Regions from separate parts of the Mus musculus genome. Here region 2 is linked to region 1. A link is a loop called in an ENCODE intact Hi-C map of the cell type or tissue named here. Cell type or tissue: gastrocnemius. All regions are shown on one strand.

Region 1 (2,500 bases):
TATATGAAAAAAAAAAAAAACCCACTGGGAAACCTAAAGGTAAAGTTACAAATTCCATTAAGTTACACATCGTACAACTTTATGCGGATTTTGGTACTTTCACAAACACTACTTTTGCTAGATGTAAAATATAGCTGTCTCTAAGCACAACCAGAAGAGAATAAACATGCCCCTCATGTTAACACCAACTTCAACAGCAAATAACTCGCTACCACAAACTGCACTATTTGGGGTCTATAGGGCTCCAAAACCACCCCAGAGCTTAACACTCCCAGGACACGACTGTCTGCAATGTGGAAAGAATCAGTAACAATCCTAACGTAGACAGAAGCGGGTGACGTGACAATCCGAAAACCAGAAAATGTTGTGGTCCCTACTACACACAAACAGCACTCGGTTCGGACCCCTCCAAGTCCAGCTCCCAGCACTCGGGTTTCCCAGCTCTTCATCCCGCCCCCCACCTTCAGGGAAGAGGAAAAACAACTTTTATTGGCCTCATCTCCCGGGGGATTGGGAAACTAGCGGGGCAGTGCTCCGGCCTGGACACGTTTCACCCGGAGCTCGGACGGCGGATAGCGGGAAAGCCAGGACTGCGACGTCCCGTCGGCCCAGGTCCTCAGCCCTACCCCACCCCAGCAAAGCAGGGGCCTGGGACAGCAGTCTGGGCTGAGCGACCCCCAGGACCCTCGACAGAAGCGAGCTCCTTGTCATGTGACGCCGCCGCCGCCAAAGCACCGCAGAAACGCAGGGCGGCGGAAGGCGTTCGCGCCAGCCCGCCTAGGCTGGCCCGGGCGCGGGCGAGTCCCGAGAGCCCGGGCGGGGGGGCGGAGGGCGGGCTTGGCGGCGGGCCCGAGCGCGCCACAAAGGCTTCCGCGCTACCGCCGCGGAGCCCGGGCGGGCGGGGGCACCGTTTTCGCGGCCCGCGGGGAGGGGTGGAGGGAAGCGGAGCGCCCGCCGCGCCCACAGCGGGTCCCGGACGCTCGGCCGCCCGCCTGCAGCCGCCGCGCCGCGCCGCGCACAGGCCCGCGCGGCCTCCCTCCCCCGCGCGGGGCCCGCGCCGGCCCGCCCGCCCGCCCGCCGCTCGCCGCTCGCGCTCCCAAGCTCTCGCCCGGCCTCCATCTTGGATCGGCGCTTCCAGCCCCCGCGCCGCTGCCGCCGCCGCCGCCGCATTTCCCCCTTTCCCGCCCCCCGCCGCCGCCGCCGCCGCCCGCGCTCACCTCAGCTGCCCATCCGGGCGCTGTCGGCCGTCGACCTAGTTTCCCCCCAAAAGTCTCCGGTGTGTTATTCCCGAGGTGGGGGGGTGGTTACGGGGTGGTCGCCGGGGGTTCGGGAGCGGGGGCCGCGCCTTCAACGGAGCTGCAATCCTAACCCGCCATCTGGTGGCATTTTCCACACGCCAATGGCGCCGCTGCAGACTCGGGTCCCGACCGCCCTCTGCTGGCCGCGCTGCTCACTGCTCCGCTGACAGGACGGGCCTGCCCGGAAAGGGGAGGGAGCTGAGGCGCGAGCAGGGGCCCTCGGACGGGGCCGCGCGCCATCGCTCGCCTCCGGGGGGCGCGCACGCGCAGCAGCGGCGCGGGAAACGTGGCCTTTTGCGTGGCTGCACCGCCCCCCTCTGCGAGGCTCCTGCTCCGCTCGGCCAATGGCGAGCCGCGGAGACGTCTGGACGAGGGCGCTGTGGACAGCTCCTGGGCCGCCCCAGGCGAGCGGAAGGACGGACTCCGCGGCGCCTGCGCGACCCGCTCGCTGGGTTGCCGCCCGCCATTTTTAGAGCTTCTCCAAGAGCCTGGAAGAAGTCCGCCCCCGGCTCTTCCGCCGAGGCCCCTCCCCGGCGGGGGCCGCGCTCCGCTCCCGCCCTGAGGCTGCCAGCCGCCCACACCCGCCCGTTATCGGGGTGAGCCGTGCCAACGCGCCCCCGAGCCCTGCTCCCTCCCCGGTTAGCGGGAGTCTCCAAGCTAGAATTGAACGCGCGGTTTATTATTATTGATGAGGCGCTTTTTCAGAACGAGGTTGAAAAGGTTTCGAGCACTGGGACGAACCCCCTGCCTGCCGCGGAGCTAAAAGGAAACAGTGACCGCTCCAGGCCGATTGGCGTCGTCCTGCCTCTGTAAAGCAGGTTCTCGCCGAGGTGCAAGCTTTGCATAAGGCGGCAGCATTGGCTAGTTAGTGAGAAAGGAGAAGCTACACGGTGAAGATAGACTCTGCGAGCAATCAGATTCTCCCACAGCCTAGGACTGCTTTCTGTGGTTCTCAAATGGACGTGCGAATAATGGAGCCTAGCCGAAAGGGAAATAGCCAGGCGTAGATCTTGACCCCTTCCTTCCCTGCTGCTCTCTACCTAAGCTGTCCTTGACCAAGGCTCTCCTAACCTTCCGCCTGCTTATTAACTCCGCACTACAAAAGTGAATTCTTGGTCTTGTAGGTCATCAGCCTCATTGCTGACTCAATTTTTTTTTATTGGCAGAGGCAGCTGCATTTTCAATATCTCCTTAGAAACGTT
Region 2 (2,500 bases), 120 kb before region 1:
CTATAGTTCATAAAAAGCAGAGTCAATACTGAGCTGCCAACTTTAACCTATTTTTACCACTGCTCTTAACATGAAGTCCATGAATGAAGTGATAGGATGCTTTTCTTGGGTTGTTGGTTTTGGCAGAACTCTAGAACCTCCATGGAACTCTACTGGAACCTGAATTTCTAATTACCTTTGTTTCCAGGTTAAAATGGTGTTTGCAAAGTTGGAACCTGCCTTTTTTTCTAAAAACCAGAAAAAATACTACAGCAGTTACCTAACCACTCAAACCTAGTCTTCAATCCAAAGTAGAGGTGATTAGGCTCAACAGCACTAAACAACCCTATCCAAAGTACCTTGTATTTACCAGAAGAGAATGGAATGAAGCAATCAGAAGAAACTCGGGAACAAGTAAACTGTCGCACAGCTCTGTATATAAACCAGAGTACAGCCTGGAGAACTGCACCTGGGTCACCTCTGCATGCACCTTATTACTGGCCAGACAAGCAGAATTGTATTCTTGGATGCTTCTTGTCCATGTTAGGATTTACTTCCCTAAGTTCTATACTAGTAGCTGCCTGGCCCTTTTTATCTTTCCAACTAAAAACAAAAGGGCGTAAATGTGACAGTTACATGAAAAATTAAAGACAGGAAACTAGACACAGGCAAAATTTTGCTACTTGATACTATAACAATATCGCAAATAACATTTTAAGTTTCAAGCTTTTAACGACATAACATTACATACTTAGCACTACTGAAACCTATGTGTGATAAAATATGCTACCACTGCCTGATACTCTAGCAAAAAGCATTCCAAATAGTAAAGGCCTTTCAAGTGTTCTGTGTATGAATCAACCTCATATTTCAAAGATTATAGTCACAGATTCTTAAATTATCTGCCATTATGGTATTGAACGGATATTGCAATCAGATACTAGGACAAACTTTTGGTGGTCTTTCTTTCATGTTTGCTTTATCTAGGTTCACATGAGCTATAAATCAAAATAAAAAAGGGAAAGACTGCCAAAGAGTATCAATGAATTTGGTAAAAGAACCCTTCAGAAGAAGAGAAGAGTAGTACTAAGACTACTAAAACTGGAAGGAAGTCACTAAAAAAGTGTCAGCACACAGTAAATGCACGGCTGATTATCTAGCAATGCAATGAGTTTGACCATCTTTCTAATGAAATAAGAAGGGAAGCTGGACAAAATGTAGAGAAAAAGACTCATATTCTGGTTGCTTTCCAAGAGAAATTTCCAACAAAATGTGTTAAGTATGTTGGAGTACATGTGAATCACCTGGTTTATGTATGCAATAACGGAGTAAAAATAAAAAAAATATTATGAAGATATTTTATAAAATATGCAATTTTTACAATAGCTTTAAAGTTGTGATTTTACCTTCACTGATGTGTCTGTCTCTAGATGGCAGTCTATACTTTGTAACATTCCTAGTTAAAATATGAATATATTCCTTCCTTGGTAAGAGTGAAGATGGTTGAACATTATATTAGTAAACTGTCATCTATTATTTAGTTTCACAAAATGGTAGGTTCTATTAGTGAGTTCTCCCACCAATTCCCATCATTTCAGACCCAAACATGCTTGTGACTCCTAACTGCACCAGGGAGGAGAGAACAGCAAAACACCACAGAGTAAAAATATTACTTTTTTTTTTTTTTTTTTGGTTTTTCGAGACAGGGTTTCTCTGTATAGCCCTGGCTGTCCTGGAACTCACTTTGTAGACCAGGCTGGCCTCTAACTCAAAAATCCACCTGCCTCTGCCTGCCAAGTGCTGGGATTAAAGGCGTGCGCCACCACCGCCCACCAAATTATTACTATTTTTTTATCTCATGATATAAGAAGGACTTGTAGTGACTAAGAAAAGCTTAAGTTCAGTCATGGGAGTAAAACAGAGAACTGAACTACACTATTCTCAGCTTGACTAGGTACCACAGGGCAGGACCACAGGCAGCAAGCCCCTGAATCAGTTTGTCACACCATACACCAAGACCTTCAGCACACAGGTATCCTTCCGCATAACACCCACCTGAGAAAGGCATAATATTCCAGTTCCTTTATCCTTTATGAAATACTACCAACTTAAACTGTGACTCCCTGCTGCCCCAAGGTCTGACCACCTGTACAATTTGGATAGCCCTCCAAGGAATTCTGAACATTAGCAAGACAATCTACTACATCAACAGAAAGGTTTGCTCCAGGGGTGAGAAATCAAAACTTTTGGTAGCTGAGCTGGGAACACTTCAGAAACCATATTTAACTATCAAGAGTTGCCTCCAAATTGATTCCACAGTATCAAGTACCACACCTGCAATCTGACCAAATGGGGTAATAAAAAATCCAAAGGTGAGACCACATAGACATACCAAGAAATTCCACAGATAACGTAACTCCAGGTGCCGAGGTCCTATGACAATAACATGAAACACGAATAACCAAGACAATTTGTCTACTTCGAGAAATTTGCACTCCTAGTGTAGTACTCCCTGAAAAAA

Evidence for each region. Peaks named below come from ENCODE experiments on the same cell type or tissue, not always from the same donor. Only the 100,000 strongest peaks of a DNase experiment are listed, where the experiment ranks them.
Region 2: it touches region 1 in a loop (2.0-fold over the local background); 12 of 42 quality-filtered maps call a loop at or near these places.

The regions. Positions count from the first base shown.
Region 1 is chr9:100,642,514-100,645,013 of GRCm38, reverse strand. It overlaps Stag1 (stromal antigen 1), which reads right to left and starts at 1,566. Exons shown (of 34, transcript NM_009282.4): 1 at 1,218-1,566. In gastrocnemius, CTCF peaks have their summits at 1,422 (motif pointing left) and 2,087; DNase peaks (open chromatin) are centred at 755 and 1,580; H3K4me3 peaks cover 2,500 bases; H3K27ac peaks cover 2,500 bases.
Region 2 is chr9:100,759,447-100,761,946 of GRCm38, reverse strand. The region is part of intron 5 of Stag1 (stromal antigen 1); the gene reads right to left. Among named protein-coding and RNA genes, the nearest start is that of Stag1, 120 kb to the right of the region's middle. In gastrocnemius, a CTCF peak has its summit at 1,395 (motif pointing right); no DNase peak of the experiment used is centred here.